Regions from separate parts of the Homo sapiens genome. Here all the other regions are linked to region 1. A link is an interaction called in ENCODE POLR2A ChIA-PET data of the cell type or tissue named here. Cell type or tissue: CD4-positive, alpha-beta T cell. All regions are shown on one strand.

Region 1 (8,000 bases):
GCGGTGCTCACAATTATCTTAACTCCCCAGGGTAGAGTATATCTCCAGTGGTCCACATGTCTTTCAGAATTGGGCCTCCGATAAATTTCATAAGACATAGCCCTCTTTTTTTTTTTTTGGTTAGTTGGTGGGGGGGGGGTGAAGTTCCTCTCCCTTCTGCACAGAAGGGAACCCCATATCATTAGAAGTGTGATATAAGTCAGCTGCTCTGATTCAATGGGAGAATAAAAACGTGTTCACCAAAGGTGTTATGCCAGGCTGATTTTATTCATTTGTAATTCACACCTGAGAGAAAACAGCCGTGAGCATATTTTAACAGCCCCTAATATTTTTAAAGGGTCTTTTTTCCCTACCTGAATGATATGATGTACATATGCATATTTCTTTTCTTTTCTTTTCTTTTCTTTTTTTTTGATGGGGAGGTTGCTATCTGCCTGTGCTTGGCCTTGGCGATTTTTTGTCTGGCCTTTGAAATATTTCATAACAGAAAACTAGGCATTTCTGAAGTGCTGGGGTGAATGCAGTTGCTTTTGTGAAGCCGGCCTTAGAGACATCGAGGCTGGGTTAGCTGGTTGGGTGTGTTGTGTCAGTGACCAGTGTGGAGGGCTAAGTGGGTCCTACTCAACCCAAGGGAAGCCCAACTTTGGGTGCATTTGAGAATAATTAGAATTGTGTCTCAGGTGAGACGGAAGCACAGAAAACAGTCGTTTACAGATACCAGTTTCTAGCGCCTTCTCAGAATGGAGTTCTTGGCACTGTCTTATAGCTTAGAACACGGCTTGCACCAGCCTTCACTTATCCCCTTTTCATCTCCTATCTCGATTGCTTTGCATTCTCTGTTGCTTGTTGTGATAAAATACTTTCCAAAATAAACTTTCAGTTGAATTGGCTTTTGGTTGATGGCAAGCTGAAACGCCGAGCCGCGCCTAGCGCCACTTGGCAGCTAGGGGGAGCTCGGTGCCCGTGTCATGGCTTGGCGCCTCCGCTACAATGGGCTAGGAACGGGCTTCCATCAGCAGCGGCGGCAGTTTACGTTGCTGCAAAATACCTTAAGTGTGAAGTTGTAATATTGATTTTCCAGCAGAGATTCGTGCAGGACAAAATGAGAATATAAGTTTGAGAAATCTATTTTCAAGCTATCGCCATTGATTTACAAGCCCTCACTTGGCAGATGGGGGCATTTTCTTTTTCTTTGATTTTCTTTCTTTCTTTTTTAACAATTAAAATTGTGAGTTTTGAATGGGTGTGTTTTCCCTGATTCGTCCGTGGTCTTGACGTTCTGAAAATTCTGCTGCGTTATTAAGGCGCTGGTGATCGGGCTGGGGAGGTCTGGGGAAGGCGTACTGCTCATTTCTGTCTTGCATGTCACAGACCCAGGGAACAGTCGAGAGTTGCTGCTTTTGGGAGTCGTGTACCTAAAACAGCTTGATGAATGGAAATCCTTTTAGCTCAAATTTTATGACACTTGGATTCTCAATTCCATTTATTAGGTAATGTTCCCACTGAACTAAGGGAAATAGCACCGTTCCCCAAAGATTTAAAATGCCGACTCAAATAACATGTAAAACTTTGTTTGGAAAGAGTATGTGATTGCTAGAGCCAGTCTTGATCACATCTTTCACCCCAAACAGTTGTCCTTTATGGATGGCTTTTAATGAGAGGATTTCTCCCCTAAACATGTAATCTAGTGATGGGGAATATATGTGCTTTTGATCATAGGATTTCTAGATTTATAATGTCTTCTTTCCCAAGTTGAAGAAATCTGCAGACTGCACCCTGAGTCTTATGCTAGAGTTCAATATATGAGCAGAAGAGGTTACCCTGCGACAGGAAAGAGTGCTTTATTCTAACCTGAAAGAGAAATAAATTAGGTCAGACAAAAGCCTAGCGCTGTCGTCAGCTGGAGAAAGAGCCTTCACTCTCCAGTACACAGGGCCAGCAATTTATCTGATGATTTCTCTACTTCATTTAATGTTTGAATCGAGCCAGTTGTAAGCATGTAGTGGCAGCGAGCTCACTGGACCACTCAGAGATGAAGAGGCACGGTGACCTCGAAGTCTTGGGCCGGACGGTGGTCTCTGAGCTGCAGAAAACCGTTAAAAATCAGTTTAGCAATCTCCAATCCTTTGCCTTAGAACTCAGGGGAGTTTCACAAGCTGTAACTAAACACAGATCATAGATAAGACAATGCAGGAAAAAATATATGGGGGAGGGAATGGGAGGGGGTCAGGTTCTTGTCCGTTGGAGACTCTCCTTCATCTCCCATGGCTTAAGGATGGACCTTCTGGCTGCCTGGTTAGGCCTCACCTTTAGCTGAAACTCTCCAAAGACTTTGGCCTCGAGGTTAATGTTGGCTTCACATCTGGGGAGGACAAGGAGAAAGTAAATGGTCTTTGGGGACTGTACCCTGCACCACATGGTTGAGTTATTGATACCGGCTGAGCATCTTTCTCTGAAGACGGTGTTAGCTGTAGATACACTTTTGTATTTATTAATGGGGAAGGGTACAGAAGACACTAGGAATGAATGTCTGTGTCATCCAGCTGCCGTGAGTATGCTTTGTCACTTTGCGGCACTCTTTTGACTCAGGCCATTTGGCCTGAGGTCCTGTGCGGCACTCTTTTGACTCAGGCCATTTGGCCTGAGGTCCTGTGTGCTCTGTCCTGTCCCTACTCCCTGATCCCACTCAGCTTCCTTCCGGTCCCAGGGAGCCAAATGTCAGGGAGATGTGCTCAGGCTCGGTCCCCCTCTTGCTCCATCCCTCCCCAAGAAACGCCGTGTGCTGACTGCCTCCCTTGAGCAAGTATGTTTCCCAGGGCGTGGGTAAAAAGTGCCGAGAGCAGGCTATTTGGAGACGCGTGGAAAGAGAAGGACACATTTCTTGCGTCTTCTGCACAAGCCAGTGAGGAGGGTGAGCAGAGCAGCCTTGTTTTTTGCTGGCAAAAGTGACACTAGATGGAGGCTTGATGAATGGTGCCACATTCACGGGATGTTGGTCCAGCATTTTGACATATGCTAGTCTTTTGTGCAGTTGCTGAAAATCAAGAAATTCATTCTTTTTTCTTTTTCTTGTGGCAGCTGATAATTTGCTTGGGTGTTGAATAGCCAGCCTGAGCTATTTTACTGTAATGAAATCCCAGACCACACAAAATTAAGTCACTTCAAAGTAAAAAAAGAAAAAAAAAATCCTCTCTTTTACATAACTTCTTTTTTATGGCCCCCTTCCACTTATTTTATTGAAATACAAATAAATACATTTGTGAAATGTTCTAATGAGTTTTCTACTAAAACAACACGCAGAAATGACTCAAGAAAAGTTGAGTGCCAATATTATTGTGATTAACATGTGCCTCAGAAATGGATGCACTGCTAAGAATTAAAAAAAAGGGGGGGGGCGGTGTCATGTTTAAATTCCTACCTTGGAAAAGAGATGTCGAAAGCACTCCTGCCCTTGCTATTTGCTGTTGGCCTCAGATAATCCAAACTCCTCCAGCTAAAGCCTTGAGGTCCAGTGTCCTGTGTGGAAGCCCTTCTTTTCTTCCGCACCTTTGAAAAAAGCATAATGTTAAATAAAAACAAATCTCTTCATTTGCCCACAAAGAGTGCTTTTTTATCACATCGTTAGGAGCCCGTTGTGGCTCTGAAGATTGAAGGCATTTGCAGTTTTATAGAACCTGCTAAATGTGTTGAGAAGGATTGCTATTGTGGTAAATCTTTTCCTTTTCTTTTTCTTTAAAGCGCCTATTTTATTTGTCAAGACTTTTATTTGTAACCTTTTAGTAATGGCTGAGACCTGTGAATATACCTGAGTATGTTTTCCTTATTCACTTGTTCTTTTTTCTGCTCTTGTGCTGGGGAGACCCAGGCTCCTGGGCTCAGTTTTTGGGGTTCTGGAGAGGTGTGTGCATTATTCTTTTTTCTGCTCTTGTGCTGGGGAGACCCAGACTCCTGGGCTCAGTTTTTGGGGTTCTGGAGAGGTGTGTGCAGTGGGGGAGAGAAGGCGGTTGGACTCCATAGAGCAACTGAGGATATTTTTCAGGGAGCTGCTTAAGCATCCTAAAATTAGGCTGGAGTCCTGCAAACAATCTGTACACAGGGAGACCCTCCCCAAACATTCGACTTTCCCGCCTGGAGTCTGTAGACCAGAAGGTATGGGAGTGAGCCTCTTCCTGCATCTAAAACCTCTTCACGGATCTGGAGTTTCCACCTCCTGGCCTGCAGGCCAGGCCCAAAGTTTCCGCTGCTGGCGGAGTCAGCGGGACCCTGGTCATTTTCCTGGGAAGCCCACACTGGGAAGCATGTTTTGCACCGGCCGCCTTCCCTTGCTCTCCCTCTCACATGTCAGAAACGGCGATCGAGGTGTGTGCCTCAGCTGAGGAGGGGCAGACAGGACCTCATGGGGTGGTGGCTGTGGTATGTATCTGTCCCTCCAGGGAGGCAGCCTTTGGAGGGTGTCAGGAGGGTGCAGAGCTGACCTGGAGCAGGCTGGACTCCTCTGACTGTCTGCTGAGAGGGTCGAGGGTCAGGACAGAGAGGTGTGATCTGGGTCTTGCTTCCTGCTTCAGACTCCGCCTGGCTGTGCCTTCCCAGGGTCCCCACCCCCAACTTGTGTCCTAATAACCCTTCGAGACCCCCTGTGGACATCCTCCTGACACCAGCCTCCCTCTTATCTCCATTTCCTTCTCTGCCAGGCACTTCATTATTCCCTCCGTTAGGGGAACTTCATAAAATCTCTTGTCGTGCCTTTAAGCGTCATCTAGTCATAGATTATTTTCTCCACCAAGAATTGATTCCTGCTCTCTCCCCCTCCACCCTTCTCCTCCCCCCTCCCTACGGTTGTTATTTTCTCTTGGATCCAATAAATTAAAAATGGATGGCAGCTCAGAAAGTGTTGTGCTCCGTCGAGTGTGCGTGTGGTGGCGTTTCCGTGTCGCCTGGAGTCCCAGCCCCTCCCCAAGTGTTCACGGAGAGGAGATGAAAAGATCTCTTCGTAGATTATGGGTAAGCATGGGCTCGCTGGCAAGAGCTCCCTCTTCGTAGGAAGCAGGTGTAAAGTCTCCAGTCGGATGCAGAGCTCGGGCGGATGGATGCTGAACATTTCTTGTAAACATGCGTACACATCATGATGGCGGTTGTGACGTTGGTGGCACACGATTTTAAGAGCCTGGGACCCATCCCCCCACATCCTTCCCTTTCCCACCCCCGTCATCACTGAAACAATAATTCTGTGTATGTTTCTCCTGGACTGTAGCTTAGCCATTAAAGATAAGAGAGTTGGATTTGAATTAATGCAGGGTAAGGAGGAGCAGCAGCCCACGTACTGTGTATGTAGCAATGCACATGTGTGTGTGCAGGCAGCCACGCACATGCCTGTGCTCTGGGGACAGCAGGCAGCAGACCTCTCGGCTGGAGTTCCCCTAAGGGCAGGTGCATGGGCAGTTGTTAGAGATGGGCCAGGGAGGGCGGGGTCCTTGGCACCCTGTGTGTGGGGGAGTCACTGGCCAGGTAAGGCCCTGCTGAAAGCTTGCAGCTGCTGGGGGCTTGTTGGCTGCTTGGCTGGGCCTGTGTTAACGATGTCTTTCCATTTCTTTCTTCTGACTCAAATTCCTTCCCAGCAAAGCCGAGGCATGGGGAAGTTTGTCTTGGGATCAAGTGCTTCCCCTTTCACTTAACAACGATGTCCATTATTATTTGTGATTGCTTCTAAATGCATTTACCAGCTGGGAGGAGGCCTGGCCTTGTAAATAAAATGTGGTTTTGTTGTAAAAGAAAATCTAACTCGTGTGTTTGTGTGTGTGTGTGTGTAAATACAGATTTGTCCCTGCACTTTAGGATTTAGCATTTCAGAATCCGCCTCAGCCCTCTGATATCTGCCTTTCGAACAAGTTGTCTGCTGCATCCATTCATTTTTCCTCTTAATGAGTCAAACATTTCAGCAATTGCTCTACTTTATTCGGCTCATAATATATTGAGAGCAGCAATATTCTGCAGGGCTGCCCGACACTTGGGGAGCTTTTCATGAAAGCAGAGATCATCTCAGAGGAAAACCTCATCTTGGCTTTATTTTTTTAAGGCCCGAGTTTGCTGGACAAGGCTGCATGAGGGGCTGGCCTGTAGGGTCTGGGAATTTGAAAGACTGTTTTCATTGGTCTTTTTCCTGGTGCTTTTTCGTCTCTGGGTGGCAGGTTGGACCACTCTGCCTGTTAGAACAGAGGCCTGGCTCTCTGAGGCTGTGCAGAGCCGGGAGACTCAGGTGTCCATAGGGCAGAGAAAGAGGGGTGTCACTTTGCCCTTCCCAGGGCTTGGCTTTCTCCTTTTATTTCTTCCATTATCGATACAGTTCTAAGGAGGGACACATGCACACATATGCAGGCACCCTACACGCCTAGCTTGGTATCTGCCTGCCAGCGGAAGTGAAACCACAGTCTTTGGGGGTGTCTACAAAGGCCTTGAACGTGAGCTTTCAGGCCCACTTGGTCCACTTACTCTGACCCAGAAATTTGGGGCTGGGGGTGACTCTGCTGCCTGATGTTGAGGGTGACCTTGCTACCTTCCTGGGAAGTGTCGCACACAGCAGGCCAAGGCACAGCGCCACAGCCTGGGTGGTGGGGAGAGGAAACCCCGTTCTTTGGAATCGGGTGAACACCCTGTCATCTCAGGGGTTTAACTTTCAACGCTGAAAGTGGGAGGGGAAGGAGATATTTTTTGTTTGTTTCTTTTCCTCCCAGACTCCCTTAGAGGCAGTGAGTTGGATCTCTGGTCTGGGACGTGGAGATCCCAGCTCAGAACTGAGCCCTGGAGGCCTGGATAATCCCGGGGCTGTCTCGGGGACGCCAACAGGGCCTGGCTCCCAGGTTGGTTGGCTGTTAGGACTTGACGCAGAAATCAGAGCTGCAGCACAGCAAACGGCTTTGGACACCTTCAAACTCAATTACGGGGGCTCGCAGGGCTGCTGCATGAGGAAAGTGAAAAGGCAGAGACTGCCAAAAAAAGGAAAGAATACCAGATGTTACCAAAAATAAAAAAATAAAAAAAAGAGGAGAGAAAGGAAAAAGTGCTGGTACATAGTCTTGGCAAAAGACGAAGCTGAGGAGGAGGGGTGCTTGCGAACAGGCACGTGTGACCTCTGCTAATTTTTAAATTCATCTGTGTTTCTTTTGAATTAGAAAATGAGTTTGAAATTATGTAGTTGAAAACCTCCTAGCAGAGAGGAGATATTTAGGCTTGCTAGAACTCCTACTCAGGAGGGCGGACGAGGCTGAAAAAGTTAATAAAAAAGCAAACAAAAAAGTAAACCGAAGATTAAATTAAAAAAACCAAGAAGACCTCTTCGCCCTCAGAAAGGACGGTCCAGCTGGCCATGTGGATTTGTCGTTGTACGTTTTTATCAAATCTTCCACTGATGCAGGAGTTTGCCAGGCCTGGACAGGGTGGTATTTAAAATAGTACCAGGTACCGCACCTCGCCCCTGTTTCCTTTGAATTCTCAATTTCATTATGTCCTTTTTTGCTTTTCAGCTCATTTCTTTTGTGCCTCTCTCTCTATTTTTTAACAAAACAATATTTTGACATCCTCCTCCCATTTATTAGAGCACCTTCTGTAAAAATGGCGCACAATACATCCTTATATTTCTAAAGAACTGTTTTTACAGTGCTCTCCTTTGGCTCTGAAATTATGTATATGTAATTGGTAATTAAAGGTGCGAGCTTTTCAATATAAACAGTATTGCTCAATGTTAGATCATTAAAGGGAAAAAGAGGCACCAAATAATTACCTTTTACATTCTGACAAACCGTTCACAGGAATCCAGTCTTCCCTAGAACCTCTGTTCGGTGGGAAGGTTGTGATTACATTTTAACCATAGCAAAGCATCTTTTCATAAAATAAATTGGTAAATTAATTACGTGGCATTGTCTTCAAACCCATTTTTAAGTAAACTCCTATTTCTTTCTAAAGTGTAATTAATGGTTTCTGGGACCGGCTTTGTGAGGACTGTTTCT
Region 2 (8,000 bases), 280 kb after region 1:
GGTGGGGCAAATCCTCGAGCTTGATGTGTAGGGAAGGGAGGGGGCCTGAATAATCCCTGAGGAGTAGTAGAATAGCAGATGGAACACTGAGAAGTTATTTCCTTGAGGATAGATTTCCACGATGGAAAGGAAATGAGAGGTTCTAAGAGGAGGGCTAGTGGCTTGTACTATAGCATAACCTGCCTTTGCTGGTGTGTGGCGATTAGGCCTGGTGGAACCGCCATCAATAAATCAAGTGTGATCAGGGTGAGGAACAGGAAAGAAGGAAATTTGGGGAAATGTGAATGTTAGGTGGATCAGAGAGATACAGTCATGGGGGTCAGGTGTGGTATCAGGAATAATGTGGGAGGCCAGATTGAAGTCTGGGCCAGGAACAATGGTAGTTGTGGGAGACTCAACAAGGAGTGAGTACAGCTGAAGGAGCCGGGAAGCAGAAAGTATATGCTTCAGGTATGAGGAAGAAAATAGATTTTGGAAGTTATGAGAACTGTAGAGAGTGAGTTGAGCACAGTTTGTGATTTTTGAGGGCCTCTAAAAGTATTAAAGCAGCGGCAGCTGCTGCACGCAGACATGAGGGCTAGGCTAAAACAGTAAGGTCAAGTTGTTTGGACAGAAAGGCTACAGGGTGTGGTCCTGGCTTTTGTGTAAGAATTCTGACCGCGCTAACCATGCCTAGGAAGGAAAGGAGTTGTTTTGTAGAAGGTGCTTGGGTTTGAGAGATCAGTTGGACACAATTGGCAGGGAGAGCACGTGTGTTTTTATGAGAATTATGCCGAGATAGGTAACAGATGAGGAAGAAATTTGGGCTTGATTGAAGTAATGGGGGCTGTCTGTGAAGCTTTGTGGCAGTACAGCCTAGGTAATTTGCTGAGCTTGATGGGTGTCAGGGTCAGTCCAAGTGAAAGTGAAGAGAGGCTGGGATTAAGGGTGCAAAGGAATAGTAAAGAAAGCATGTTTCAGATCCAGAACAGAATAATGGGTTGTAGAGGCAGGTATTGAGGATACGAGAGTATATGGGTTTGGCACCACGGGGTGGATAGGCAAAACAATTTGGTTGATAAGCCGCAGATCCTGAACTAAATTGTAAGGCTTGTCTGGTTTTAGGACAGGTAAAATGGGGGAATTGTAAGGAGAGTTTATAGGCTTTAAAAGGCCATGCTGTAGCAGGCAAGTGATAACAGGCTTTAATCTTTTTAAAGCATGCTGCGGGATGGGATATTGGCATTGAGTGGGGTAAGAGTGATTAGGTTTTAATGAGATGGTAAGGGGTGCATGATCGGTCGCCAAGGAGGGAGTAGAGGTATCTTATACTTGTGGGTTAAGGTGGGGGGATACAAGAGGAGGAAGCAAATGAGGCTTTGGATTAGGAAGAAGGGTGGCAATGAGATATAGCTGTAGTCTGGGAATAGTCAGGGAAGCAGATAATTTAGTTAAAGTGTCTCAGCCTAATAAGGGAACTGGGCAGGTGGGGATAACTAAAAAGGAGTGCTTAAAAGAGTATTGTCTAAGTTGGCACCAGAGTTGGGGAGTTTTAAGAGGTTTAGAAGCCTGGCCGTCAATACCCACAACAGTTATGGAGGCAAGGGAAACAGGCCCTTGAAAAGAAGGTAATGTGGAGTGAGAAGCCTCCGTATTGATTAAGAAGGGGACGGGCTTACCTTCCACTGTGAGAGTTACCCGAAGCTCGGCATCCGTGATGGTCTAGGGGGCTTCCGAGGCGATCGGGCAGCGTCAGTCTTCAGCCGCTAAGCCGAGAAGATCTGGGAAGGAGTCAGAGAGCCTTGGGCCAGAGTCCCAGGGGCTCTGGGAGTGGCTGCCAGGTGAGTTGAACAGTCCGATTTTCAGTGGGGTCCCACACAGATGGGACGCGGCTTAGGAGGAATCCTGGGCTGCGGGCATTCCTTGGCCCAGTGGCCAGATTTCCGGCACGTGTAGCAAGCTCCTGTGGGAGGAGGTTCTGGAGGAACGCCTGGCCGCTGCGGTTCAGGTGTTTGGAAGTTCTTGTGTGCTGGAGATGTGGCTGGGGTTTGTCTCATAGTGGAGGCAAGGAATTGCAACTTTTTTCTATTATTGTACACCTTGAAGGCGAGGTTAATTAAATCCTGTTGTGGGGTTTGAGGGCTGGAATTTAATTTTTGGAGTTTTAGTTAATGTTGAGAGCAGATTGGGTAATAAAATGTATTTTGAGAATAAGATGGCCTTTTGACCTTTTAGGGTCTAGGGCTGTAAAGCGTCTCAGGGTTGCTGCCAAACGAGCCATGAGCTGGGCTGGATTTTTATATTTGATGAAAAAGAGCCTAAACGCTTCTGATTTGGGGTAAAGAAAAAGGAGCATTAACCTTGACTATGCCTTTGGCTCCAGCCACCTTTTTAAGAGTAAATTGCTGGGCAGGAGGGGGAGGGCTAGTCATGGAACGAAACTGTAAGCCGGACCAGGTGTGAGGAGGGTAGGTGATAAAAAGATTATAGGGTGGAGGAGCAGAGGCTGAGGAAGAATTGGGACCTAGCTCGGCCTGGCGAGGAGCAGCCTGGGGAGGAAGGGAGAGGTCAGATGGGTCTGTAGAAAAGGAAGGTTAGAAAGACTCAGCGACACTTGGGGTTGGTACTGAGGGGACAGGCGGGAGGGAAAGAAGGAAGATTTGGGATGAATTGCACTGGGCACAGAGACTAGGAAGGGACTGATGTGTAAAAGAATGCCTGGACATCAGGCACCTCAGACCGTTTGCCTATTTTAGAAGAATTATTTAGATCTTGCAGTATGGAAAAATTCAAAGTGCCATTTTTTGGCTATTTGGAACTACTGTCGAGTTGTATTGGGGTCAAGCGGCATTGCAGAAGAAAATAAGGCATTTAGGTTTTAGGTCAGGTGTGAGTTGAAGAGGTTTTAAGTTTTTGAGAACACAGGCCAAGGGAGTAGAAGGAGGAATGGAGGGTGGAAGGTTCCCATAGTGAAGGAAGCAAGCCTAGAGAAAAGAGAGAGTAGAGAAATGGAGGGAAGGGGTTCGGGGGTTCTTACCTTCCAGAAAAGTGGGAAAAGGGGTTGGGGCACAGAGATAAGAGGTTGGGGCGTGGAAATAAGGGATGGGGCACAGAAATAAGAGGTCAGGGCACGGAAATAAGGGATTGGGGCACAGAGATAAGAGGTTGGGGCGTGGAAATAAGCGATTGGGTGGTTCTTGCCCCCTAGGAAAGCGGGACTTGCCGCTAAGGGTGAAGGAGAAGGGGTTGAGGGGTACTTGCCCCTGCCCCAGGAAAGCGGGACTTGCCGCTAAGGGTGAAGGACCAAGGCAGGCGTCCCTGCGTGGTCTGACACCCTTGAAACGTGAGTGTATAATCAGAGAGGCATCCCTGCAATGATTAAACACCAAGGGAAGGCTGCCTTCCCAGTCCGTGACCGGCGCCGGAGTTTTGGGTTCATGGATAAAATATGTCTCTTTTGTCTCTACCAGAAAATGAAAGGAATTGAAATTAAGAGAAGGGAGAGATTGAAGTGTGGCGCCAAGATTGAAAGGAGAAAGAGGTTGAGGGATAGTGAGGGAGGTTGGAGAAGAGAGTAAAAAGAGGCCACTTACCGGATTTGAAATTGGTGAGATGTTTCTTGGGCTGGTCGGTCTGAGGACCTGAGGTCATAGGTGGATCTTTCTCATGGAGCAAAGAGCAGGAGGACAGGGGATTGATCTCCCAAGGGAGGTCCCCCGATCCGAGTCACGGCACCAAATTTCATGCACGTCCCTGTGAAGAGACCACCAAACAGGCTTTGTGTGAGCAATAAAGCTTTTAATCACCTGGGTGCAGGCGGGCTGAGTCCGAAAAGAGAGTCAGCGAAGGGAGATAAGGGTGGGGCTGTTTTATAGGACTTGGGTAGGTAAAGGAAAATTACAGTCAAAGGGGGTTTGTTCTCTGGCGGGTAGGAGTGGGGGTCGCAAGGTGCTCAGTGGGCAGGAGTGGGGGTTGCAAGGTGCTCAGTGGGGGTGCTTTTTGAGCCAGGATGAGCCAGGAAAAGGACTTTCACAAGGTAATGTCATCAGTTAAGGCAAGGACCGGCCATTTACACTTCTTTTGTGGTGGAATGTCATCAGTTAAGGTGGGGCAGGGCATATTCACTTGTTTTGTGATTCTTTAGTTACTTCAGGCCATCTGGGCGTATACGTGCAGGTCACAGGCGATGCGATGGCTTGGCTTGGGCTCAGAGGCCTGACAGAGGAGACACTGGGAAATCTAGGGGGAAGGACATTTGAGCTGGGCTTCTGCAGGACAGCCAAGAGCTCACCAGATGGTGGAAGACAAGGTACTTGCTACCTATAGTTTCCCATGGCCTCTGCTCCAGGCTAGGCCCTACAAGGGAGGACCTCCCTAAAGTTTCAGTTTGGGGTTCTTATTTTAATTTGTGGTGCCTGTGATGCGGAGTTCTGAGGAGAAGACCTAAAGGAAATTGCTGTTTTGAGCCTGTTGGGCTGTGTCCCCAGTAGGTGCAGATGTTCTGATAAGGTGTGGTGATCGTGACCTCACAGAGCCGCTCTGCCAGGAGATAAGGGCAGATGAGTTGCAGAAAGAGCTTCCTGTCGTGGGCTGATTGGCTGGCGGGGTGGATCTGAAGCTGCGGCTGGGCCAGCCCTGCAGAGGCCGCTGACTGGGTCAGTGAAGTGCTGAGGCTGCACTTCTTGCTCTACCCTCCATGGCTGCATCTCTGGGTCACCTCGTCCATGGAGGACCCCTTTGAGACACGCGGGGGCAAAAGAGAGAACAGTGTTTTAGGGGATCCTTAGAGCTGGTTTCAGTCTTGCCTATGTTATTAGTTAGCTATGCGGTTGTAGCAAAGCCACCTTGCTACTCTGAGCATCCTTCCCCCATCTATAAAATGGAGTTATCAGTCCCAACTTCAAAGGACTATTGGTGGCGTTCAGCAGTCAGTGAACCCGAAGTTCCTACGAGGGCACCGGGTGTAGAATAGATGCTCAATCAAAGGTGGCTACACTTTGTGTCATCGCCCTATTCATCATGATTGTCCCATCACTCATTATCCTGGTCTGATTTTGGCTTCTGCTCTCTGGAGAATCTTTCTTGAGCTCTGTAGCCTTGCACCAAGCTCTGGGATTTCAGCTATAATCAGTCTTATATACAGTGCCCTGCCTGGAGCTTCCAGGCCAGGAGAAGAGACTGGGCTTAACAGTTGATCAACCCCATATGTCACGAGTAGGGTGAGCTCTGTGGAAGTAAAGTCTGTGGGTGGGGAAGTGGCCTATGGGGTCTCACCCAGACCAGCCAGAGATGTTCCACCAGGAGCCTTCAGCCTGGTAAGCAGCAGGGCAGGGGGTGTGACTCCAATCTGGATCTGCCTGACTCTGAAGACGTTGTGCTCTTTGATAGCTATGCAATGAGGTCACCATGCTCTAGGAACCAACATTTGTCCTATTTGGTGTCACCTCAGTCCTTTGGGTTCAGTCCTCAAAATAGGTAAACGTCAGAAGTCATCCCTTTCCTTTTTGGTTTGTCAAAATGCTGCAGGCTTTTTGCTCTTCCTCCCTCCCTCCCTCCTTCTTTCCTTCATTCCTTCTTTTCTTTCTTCTTTCGTTCCCTTTCTCCTTTCCTCCTTCCCTTTCTTCCCTTCCTCCCTCCCTTCCTATTGATGCGGCTTCACAATGTGAAACTGTGTCCCTGTGAGTACACGATCTGTACGTGTTGCTGGGGCACTGTACTTGAGCTCCGATATCATCCCTCCTCTGTGTGCACCATGAAAACCAGTTTGCTACCTGGAGGAGTCCAGACACCTCAAATGTCAAAGGAAGCTTCTCTTTCTGTTTCTGTCTCTTCCCTCTTCTGTGGGAGGGGCCACAGCTTGAGGAAAGGGCCCATTTTGGGGGCCAAGGAATTATTCAAGGGGGCCAGGGAATCAATTTTTACTCATCTACTAAGGAGCAGCTCCAGGACCGGCCCAGGACCCTGCTAGAAAGAACATTCCAATACAGGCTGACAGGCTGTAGAAATTAACGCGCAATACAATGAGGGGTCGTTATTCACATGGGTTGAGAACAATAACAAAAAATGCGGGAATATTAATTGATGTGCCATGTTCATAAAATGAAGAGGGGGGAGGAGAGCTTGAAATGATGGCGACAAAACAGTAAGAAGATGATTCCTAACGGGAAACATTAAACATACATACAGTGGCAGCGAATTGGATACGTTCGCAACAGATTTCCTGCTAACACAAATTGGCTGTTAGCCTCTTTACAGACAGCTGAGGGAAGCTGGCATCTTGGTTTGTACTAAGTGGAGAATTTTAACCGATTAGGGAATGTGGGGTGCTAAAAACCATCCTCCATCCCCCGATAGCTGATATATTATTTGGTAAAGTCTGAAAAAGCAAGCTAAGAAGACAGGTCTAAGTCCCTGACTTCTGGATTCCAATGTTCCTCTCATCTTCCTCTCTCAGGGCATACATGTGATTTCCCCTTCTGTAGCACTTCCTGTAAAAACTTACGTGTTTATTTATTTGGTGTGATGTCTGTCACTCCAGCTAAGCTGTAGACTACAGTGTTTTTGCCAAGACATTCTAGGAGTTGGGTGTTTCCTCTACCTTGGCACCTTTGAGATCTCCTGTTCTTTCTGAATGCTGCCTTGTAGCACTGTAGCCCGATCCCAGAAGAAACAATTCTGGTATTACATCTGGACCCAAGTCCTCGTTTTGCTCTCTGGCTACTCTCAATGTGACCTTGGGCAAGCCATTCCACCTCTCTGCATTTCAGATTCCTAGTCTGCATAATGGAGGTAAGAACTGGGTGAGATAGAGTGGCACAGGATATAGTAGAATCCAGGTTTCCTGACCCCATGCCAACACTCTGTTCCCCACAATTGAATGTTCTACACTGGTGGCTTCCAAACGGGGTAGATGTACATGCAGGGAGTTAACACTGAAGACAAGGAAAAAACACTAGAACTTTTATTTATGGTTAACTCAGCTCAGTATAAATAAAAACACATGCTTAACAATACATGTGTTTAATTTATAAAGAAGGGTATACGTAGGAAGTCCATGCTCGAACATTCCGTCTCTGCTTTGAAATAGCTCACAAACTATATCTAGATGACAGAAGCTCAGCAATTTAGGCGTCTACCACCTTTTGTTTTAACCACTCTAAGTGGAAATAATTTCCGCTTAGGCAGAGACAGTGGAATATGATGTAGCATTGTCTGTGAAATTCCGAGCTCCGGTTGGGAATATCAGCTTGTACCACTCTAAAATACTGTGTGACTTTTACATGGGGCTACTATTTTTCAGTGACACTAAATGGCCCCAGACTTCAGTTCCTTTTCAGGTTTCCTGTCTGCTTTTTGTAGTCGTTCTATCTCTTTCTCACGCTACTCCATAAAGGTAAGAGCCTAAGAGGAATTTTGGAGGATTTGGGATTCTGGGTTCAGGTTGGCCACTAGCTTACCAGGTAAGCTTGGGAAGATCCCTTCTCTTCCCCGAGTTCTGGGTTCCTGGTTTGTAAATGAGTGGATTGGTCCAGGTCATCACCTCTGGTCCCTTCTAGCCCAGTGATGCCGTCACACTGAAAGATGTTGGCCAGTATATCTTTCAGCATCCCTCCTCCCTCCCCCTCCCTGAAATCTATTGTGGATTGGAAAGAAGAAACATATACAAGAAGTTGCCTTAGGTCTTTATGCATGGAAAAAAAAAAGTAAATAAGCAAGATTATTACAAAAGAGCCAAAGTAAGATTTAAGAGAGAATTGGAGGGCCTTTCCCTGGGACAAGTACATGAAGGTTCATTTATACTTTTTTTTTCTTTTTTTTTTGAAACAGAGCCCCACTCTGTCACCCAGGCTGGAGTGCAGTGGTGAGATCTGGACTCACTGCAGCCTCCACCTCCTGAGTTCAAGAGATTCTCGTGCCTCAGCCTCCTAAGTAGCTGGGATTACAGGCGCCTGCCACCACACCCGTCTAATTTTTGTATTTTTAGTAGAGACGGGGTTTCATCATATTGACCAGGCTGGTCT
Region 3 (8,000 bases), 72 kb after region 1:
GGGTGGTGAAGGGTGACAGGAATGACTGGGACGAGGCTCCCACTCTGTAGGGGCCTGTTATCCTTGGGGGTGGGGTGCTAGCTCGAGGAAACTTACTTATGCTTTATTTTGAGCACTTCCCATGCTGCAGGCCCTGGGATGGATGTAAGCTGTGTATCCTCGGGTGGGTTGCTTTACCTCTCTGAGCTTGGATCCTCCATGTGGAATCCAAGGCATACGAGCCTTGTGGGGGTTCACGAAGATACACTGAGGCACTCAGCAAGTGCTCAGCAAGGGCCAGCCATTGTTTTGGGGGTGCAAAGCCCAGTGCAGTATCCTGGCTTGGGGGACTGTGGTGTGTGGTGGGGTGGGCAAGGATAGAATGCTGGGTGCACCATTCGCCTGCAGCATTCTGGTCTCATCTGCAAAATGGAGGTGCTGGGGGAGCCCCACAGAGGAGGTGTGGGGAATACTGGAGAGCCCTGGGAAGCTTCTCTTCCTTTTCTTCCAGAGGAGCCCTGGGTCAGAGTGGACCACTGTGTTGGTGTCTGTGGTGGATTTGACAGTGGGGCTTGAAAGTACAGGTCAGGAAGCCAGGTAGTTCGCTCCACATATTTTCCTGAGAACGCATCTTGGCTTGCTTTAGGTACTTTTCAGTCCCCTGATCATCTGGGCAGAAGAGGAGTCTGAAGGCTCGAGTTCCTGCGCCAGCCTCATCCTTGGGCTGTGCGACCTCAGGAAGCCCTTTCTGCATGCTGGGCAGCCTTCGTTTTCCCATCTGTGCACCTGGGGGAGATGGCTCTGTGCTAAGGTGACTTATTGGTGGAAGGAGCAAGGGCAGGCTGGCTGGACCTGCCTTGTTGCCTGGATGGCCTTGGGTAGACGCGCTTTGTTCCTGAGCCTTGGCTTCTGCACTTGGGAGCTGAGGTAAGATGGGATCGTGGTAAGGACTGACCAAGGTCCTACTGGTCGGGTGCCCGTGGTTCAGGCCTGTCTGCATCCTCGGGGGTTGCTATTATCGAAGGCCGTCTGCTCCACGGTTGAGACTGCTTTTGAGCCAAGTCATCCAAGCCTGGGTCCCAGCTCCTTCACTTCCTGTAGGACCAGCCACGCAACCTGGTTGAATCTCACCTTTCTCCCCTGAGTGACAGGGAAAATATTAGCTTCCTCTGGGGGCCATTTTGCAGACAAGGCCTTTCACACCGAAGGACAGATTCAGAGAAGTTAAGCACCTTCCCCAGGGTTGCCCAGCTAATAACTGCCGAGTCATAGCTGGTTGGGAATAGAACCCCATAGTGTTCAGTCCTTTGTTCAAGGTGCATGGGCAACACTGGATGGGGTTCTGGGTGCCCCACAGGGCAGAAGCCGAGAAGGACAGAGCTCTGGCCATGCCTACAGGCATCTTCCTGGCCCTGCCACCCCCTAGGGATGTTGTCCAGGAGCACTGGCTCCTTGGCGGGCCCATCTTACCAGAACTGGGTGTGTTCTGTAAGCCAGTGCAGTCCGGGGAAGGCCTTGGCGGTTTGCTGACTGTGACTTCTGCTGCTGGGGGACAGTCCGGGGCCAGCAGCACTTGCTCTGTGCTGGGGCTGTGAGGAGGGAGGACAGGTGTCCAGGTGGTCGCCCTGTCACCTGCCCTGAGCTTCCTGATATTTCGTCTTCTCCATCATGTTTGGGAGAATTCATGTGTGGGGTCATGCACGTTTCTCACGACATTCCCATTCCTTGCAAAATCACTGAATTTGCCATTTGCTTTGGGCCCATATTGTCTGGCAGAAACCATTGAAACCCCCAGTACCCCCATTCATATTGACAAGCATTGGGGCCAATAAAATGGCCGGATCTCATTGGCTGGAGCACTGCTTTGGGATGGCTGCAGAGAAGGGGGAGAAATAAAATCCTTCAGATTGGTCAGCCTGCTTTTCAAACAGGAGTCTACAAACGCATTTTAGATTTGGGGTTTTAAAAAGACAGATCCCTTCTGAAATTTGGCCAGAAATGATTTGAAACAAAATGATCACAGACTTGATGAAAAAGAGGTGCTATCAAACCCTCTTCATGGTCTGGACCAGAACTTCTGTTGGCAGTGGGGTTCGTTAGTGTGTGTGTTTGGCTGTTGGTTTCTCTATTTAGTTGCATGTATTCTTATTATCTTAGATTTGGCTTTAATCATTTATTTCATTTTTTTAGAAGGGAAACTTTTTTTTCTTTCTCCAGAAAAAAGAGGTAAGAGGATTGGGAGGAGGGTCTCTCCTCTGCAGCCGGAATCCGAGTTCTCCGGCATGTTGTACCAAGTTGATGGCTATTATTCCCCCAGAAAATAATGTCCCCTTTTTTTTTTAAACTTCCTTTTAACATTCTGCCCTTGGCATCTGTTCTAGGCATTGTGGACGAACGTAGACTGTGTTCTGACAATGGGTTAAAGCAAGCACTTATTGAAAAGCATTCTCTACTTAATTACATTTCCTTCTTCTGGAAGCTATTTTAATTTTTTTTATAATCACATGTTAATTGTGTATTAGCGGGGCCTTTCTGATTAGTTGAAAACATAATGAAACCTTTGTAAACAACATAGGGAGAAAGAAAGAGGAGTGTGCGAACAGACAGTGGTGATGAGCCAGTTGTAAGAGGCCGAAATCACTACGTTTCTTGATGCCAGGGAGGGGCTGAAATTGTACCTGGAAGGCCCCTTTTGAATGACGACTACTTGGTGGCAGTGGCTGACCACGGTGGCTGATCAGTGACAGAGAGGGGTTTGGGGATTTGTTCATGAGCGGTCCCATCTCATCTTAGCCCCTCTTAGCCCCATCCTGCTGTCTTGCACTCACTTATTCACTCATTCATTCATTCACTTATTCACTTATTCACTAATTTACTCATTCATTCATTCACTCTTTTATCCATTCATTCACTCATTCATTCATTCATTCATTCATTCACTCATTTACATTTTGATCATTAAATAGCATTCTCTATTGAGCACTGACCAGAGGCAGGACTCTTCCATGCACGCTCTGGAATCTTTCCACATCCTCAATACAGGTGTCACTCGCATTTATGGATAAGGAACTTGGAGCTCAGAGTTGAGCTCACTCATTCATGTTCAGCCAAGGCTAGGAAGCAGGAGAATCAGATCTTTCTGGCCCACAGCCCCAGCCCCAGTGTGGTTCCCAAGTTGCCATGTCCCTTCCCATCCAAACTTCAGCCGGTCTGGTACACCTGGTACCTGGCAGGACAGCAGGAGGGTAGAGGAGGCAGCGGGGCTGGGCCTGGGTGTGTGTGGCGAGGACGAGGTGAAAGGTAGCGCGCTGTGGTCTCCAGAACGTGCCGGCATTGTTTTATTTTCTGCCTTCTAACGAGAGCCACGTTTCTTGATTGAAAGCACCAGCCCCAGTTTACAGTCCCTATTGTGGCGAGCGGGGCCCCGAAAGCCCTGCTCTGTTCCCCATTTAAAGGGCTGGGCTTACAGGGGTTTTGCAGTTCCCAGGCTGTTATTAGGGAAGCGTGGCTGGGGCGCTTAAAATGAAAGTGCTACTGTATGCGAGAGCCAGGTTCACCGTGTGCGCTCCAAGGAAACGCTGCCAAGACAGTATTATGAACAGCCGCCAAGCAAAACACACGCATTCCGTCCAGTGGAGCCAGCACTGCTGCAAATAGAGGAAAAATTGACTTTCTGATTTGGAGTGTTTCTACAACTAAGAAGAATCACTCCAGTGATTGTTCTAAAAATATTCCGGAGCTAGCACGTTCTTGAAGGCCTCGGGATTCTGAGCGTCCCTTAATTGTACTTTTTATGTAATCTCTCTGGATCGTGTTTTTTAAAAAAATCACTTAAGCTTGCGTGGTCATCCTCCTCCCCCCGTCACCCCACATAAGTGTTGATGCTGCGTGAAAGAGTGGCATACGCAGCAGAAATTGTATTTTTATCTCTTTGACTTCAGGAAGTATATATTTGTTTTTCATCTCCTGCAGCCGCTGTTGCAGGGCTCACAGCTGAGCCACCAAATCTAGGGCAGCCCCTGACATCCCTGCCTTAGTGGCCAAGCCCAGCTCTGGAGGGAAGTCACTCGGAGCATTTTTTTTTTTTTGGTGGAGGGCTGCGGGCAGGGGGGTGCTGACAAATGCAGTCCCCCTGCCCCCTCTGCCATTTCAGGCTGCCTTCCCCCTTCACGAGGCTCGGAGCTCCCTAGGAGCCCCAGATTCTCAGCTCCAGGCAACTCTGGAATTCAAATGATTTCTACAATGATGAAATTGACTGGGATTCCACAGTTTCTTTATTGCCAGAGAAGTAGATGGTGTGGGCCCCTCCTCTTCTCTCTGTCTTTTCAATTCTCTCCACCTCTTTCTCCCTTTCCCACTCTCTTCCTGACTCCCCACTTTCTCTTTCAGTCTATTTTTTTTTTTTTAGATTTAGGTGCGGTCCCCACAAGGAAGCCAGTGTTTAAGTTGACGGGTGTGGCCCAGGGCTGCCCACTTTTGGGACAGTTGCTATGTGGACTGGCTCATCCTTTGTTGGGGAGATGTCCTGTGCATCGTAGATGTGCAGTGGCATCCCTGGCCTCTCCCCACTAGATGCCAGTAGCACCCCAAAGCCCAAGCCCCTTCAGTCTTGACAATCACAAATATCTCCAAATATTGCCGCAGGTTTCCTGGAGGGGCAAAACAACCCTCAGTTGAGAACCACTGTCCTAGGCTGTTTTTTTCTAACTGACAACAACCTGGAAAAGGCCTGGGGGAATATTAGTATCTATTTTGAGGTTCAAGAATAACCAATAATAAAAGAGTGGAATCAAAGGCCTTCCTTGAAAATTGGGACTGAATTCCCATTGTTAGATTTTACCCCCAAAGCATATTTTAAAAAGAAGTAACAGGATGACCCTAATTTGAGGGTGACCCCCCCCGTGTGGCCGAAGCGGGCGGTGGGAGTGGAGGTGGTGAGCTGTCTGTCACAGTCGCACCTGTAGGAGTTGGAATGGCCAGGTAGGTCAGACATCTGTACCTTCAAACAGTCGAGCAGTTTTTCTCTGAAATATTTGCCATGCCGAGCTTTAGAACAATTCTTCTTTCTAGAATTAGCTTACTGATAGCCTTATTGGTGAATGGATGCTTTTGAGAAATTTGCCAGTGGTTTTGGCAGTGTGTGTTGGAACTTTCTCAGTTTTACTGCCCTTCCTCCCTCCTTTCCTTCCTTCCTCTTCCCTCCTTCCCTTAGAGATTTTTTTCCCCATTGTTAGGAATGGGACTTCACTAAAAAAACAAAACAAAACAAAGGCACAGACAAGTGCCTTTTTAAAAAAATTAGTATTTATTTATTTCTATTTGAGACGAAGTCTCGCTCTGTCGCCCAGGCTGGAGTGCAATGGTGCCATCTCGGCTCACTGCAACCTCCACTTCCCGGGTTCAAGCGATTCTCCTGCCTCAACCCCCAGGTAGCTGGGACTACAGGCGCATGCCACCACGCCTGGCTAGTTTTTTTGTATTTTTAGTAGAGACGGGGTTTCACTGTATTAGCCAAGATGGTCTTGATCTCCTGACCTCGTGATCTGCCCGCTTTGGCCTCCCAAAGTGCTGGGATTACAGGCGTGAGCCACCGCGCCTGGCCCAAGTGCCTTGTTTTAAAGACATATGCTGTAACTGTTTCTGTGAATCATGTTATGTGGCTTTAAGTGTTGGCTCATTATTGGGACACCCAGTAGGGTCGGGTGCCAGGTGTCATTGCATCCATCAGCAAAACCTGTCTTTGGGAAATCTAGAATTGGATTGTCAGCAGGTGCTGTGCTGGGCTTCTTGGAGTGCCTTGAGAGTGATTTCCTGGGCTCGGCCCACACCCCTGCTTCTGCGGGCCAGCCCAGCCAGCCTTGAGGTGCTCCTGCCACTTGGAATTCACAGAACTCCACCTCCCCTGGGCCTGGACCTCTAGGCTTCAATTCCCTAGTGCCCATAGTCCCCGATAAGGGTCATCTTGGGGGCCTTCTTGCTCCAGGTGCTCCCACACAGTGTGGGCAGCAGTTTCCCAGCCCTTCTCATCCCCCGCTCTACCTCGTGCACTCCCCTCTGGCTTTGTCATCAGCCTGGCCTCCTTCTGCCCCTTGGTGTGGATGATGCCTTTATCCTGCCCTCATGGGGTGGGGGGCAGTCCTGGGAGAACCAATGGGCACAGCTGCTGGGGCCGCAGGCTGGAGCCAGCGTTGTGATTGGATCCAGCTGCTGACCCAGTAGCCGCCATGCTGGGGTGTTGGTGTCTGGAGAGGGCCGTGTTAGGAGCGTGGGTGTAACTCCTTGTCGACATTAGTTTCTCTCCTGCACACTGTGTGTGTGGGTGTGCGTGTGTGCCCACGTGGACACACATCCCCCTGCATTTTATTGTGAACTTGCATGTGTGTGTGCATGTAGTGTGCGTGCAGCTTTTCTCTTCCATAACCGCCCATGGTGGCGTTCGGTGCATCTTAGAGTCCTCTGATGTTCTAGCGGCACCAGGCAGCTCGGCTGTGCATCCGGGCACCCGGAAACTTCGGTGGTGTCAGGCTGTGCCTGGCGAGATGACCACGTCCCGGCAGCCAGCAGCGGCTGGAGGAAGCTTGGCACGGTGGCAGAGGCAAAGCGCCGCAGAAGTGCCGCAGGTTTTTCATATGGAAATGTGAAATAATGGGGTGATTAAATAGAGCTGTATATTAAAGTACATCTGACATTAGAATTACCATAATGTGCTGTAGCCTTAGGCTGAGTACTTTATTTGCCATCTGCGTCGGCCCAAAATCCCCCGGGGAAGCGCTAAAATATTCTGAATAAACTCAGCTCGAGTTCTTATTGAGAGTAAAATACCATTTGTGGCACGTCGTATTGATTCGTCTTAATTGTGGTGCAGAAAAGAACATTCACTGGCTGATGACTTTTGTGCTCGGTGACAAGCTGGCTGGAGTTACTCTAGCACTGCAGTTGGTTAACCTGGGCCGACAGCAGACTCGGCCAGGCGGGCACCTGGGCTCCAGCCGCGGGAGCCGCAGCGCCACCCCCCGCCCCAAGCCGGTGGTACAGCTGGGGCTCCCCACCAGCCCCTGGCCCTCCTCCCGGGAGAGGGTTGGGGAGAAGGGAGCCCACTGTGGGGGGCAGAGGAAATTCACACCCTGCCCCTCAGACCTCTCCCTATGGCCAGCCTTGTCCTTCCCCAGAAAGACGAACTGACCTGCTGGGGACAGAGGCCACGGTTTCAGCCTCAGCCCTAGCCCCAGCCCCAGCCCCAGCCCCAGCCCCAGCCCCAGCCCCAGCCCCAGGCCAGCCATTGGTTGGAGAGATGTATTCTGCATATCGAAGGAAACAAAACTAACAAAAGAAAGGAAAAGAAAAAAGAAGGAAAAGAGCCTATCCACCCGGGCAAACCCAAGCTTGGTTAGTTACTGGTTAGTGGTTGTGGGACTGGGTAATGGTCTCTGAACCCCACTGGGGGGAAATTACTTGCAAAATGCATTAAAGATAAAAGAAAACACTTGGTGATCCAAACAGTGTTCCCCCCATTCATAAGGTCCAGTTTTTTACCCTATAATTGCCTATCATTATACACAATTTAAATATTCAAACATTCTCCACAAACCCTGGGCTAGCATGTTTTTATTACAAATTCAGAACAAGGGAATAACCTTTAACTTCAGAGACAAATGAGACAAATTTACAAGTGCATATCTGCTGTTTTCTTGTGCTTTATCAATCCCCGCAGACCGGAACACTTTTGCTCTAACGCCACTCAGAACAATATACATATATTACTACTTGTTTGTAGTGTGTCAGTAATGAGTCCCCTCTGCATTAGCTAACCTATATAACTCGGTATCGAGGCTCTCCATAACGTCAATTATCTCCTTGGAGCTAAACGTACACTCCATTAAAATGAGATTTACTGCTCTGCCATACTTCTTGGGGTGGAATGTCGAGATTTTTTGTGGATTTAAAGAAAGGAAAGATGGAGGCTTGCCTGGTGAAGGAAGTCTTGAATTATGGAGAGGGGAGACTTCCTGTCTCCAGGAGGA

The links. Peaks named below come from ENCODE experiments on the same cell type or tissue, not always from the same donor. Only the 100,000 strongest peaks of a DNase experiment are listed, where the experiment ranks them.
Region 2: POLR2A ChIA-PET joins it to region 1 with 10 read pairs; 3 of 35 experiments call an interaction of 5 or more read pairs at or near these places.
Region 3: POLR2A ChIA-PET joins it to region 1 with 14 read pairs; 9 of 35 experiments call an interaction of 5 or more read pairs at or near these places.

Annotation. Positions count from the first base shown.
Region 1 is chr14:99,259,684-99,267,683 of GRCh38, reverse strand. All of the region lies in intron 1 of BCL11B (BCL11 transcription factor B), which reads left to right. Among named protein-coding and RNA genes, the nearest start is that of BCL11B, 8.5 kb to the left of the region's middle. In CD4-positive, alpha-beta T cell, CTCF peaks have their summits at 743 and 951; DNase peaks (open chromatin) are centred at 973, 1,873, 4,983, 6,423 and 3 weaker places; H3K4me3 peaks cover 8,000 bases; H3K27ac peaks cover 6,970 bases.
Region 2 is chr14:98,981,405-98,989,404 of GRCh38, reverse strand. No RefSeq gene overlaps it. Among named protein-coding and RNA genes, the nearest start is that of LINC02914, 270 kb to the right of the region's middle. RefSeq lists an enhancer at 3,884-4,502. In CD4-positive, alpha-beta T cell, no CTCF peak of the experiment used is centred here; a DNase peak (open chromatin) is centred at 4,524; H3K4me3 peaks cover 976 bases; H3K27ac peaks cover 1,768 bases.
Region 3 is chr14:99,187,788-99,195,787 of GRCh38, reverse strand. All of the region lies in intron 3 of BCL11B (BCL11 transcription factor B), which reads left to right. Among named protein-coding and RNA genes, the nearest start is that of BCL11B, 80 kb to the left of the region's middle. RefSeq lists an enhancer at 3,297-3,858. In CD4-positive, alpha-beta T cell, CTCF peaks have their summits at 4,538 (motif pointing right), 6,863 and 7,073; DNase peaks (open chromatin) are centred at 2,657, 3,977, 4,557, 6,937 and 3 weaker places; H3K4me3 peaks cover 5,745 bases; H3K27ac peaks cover 7,809 bases.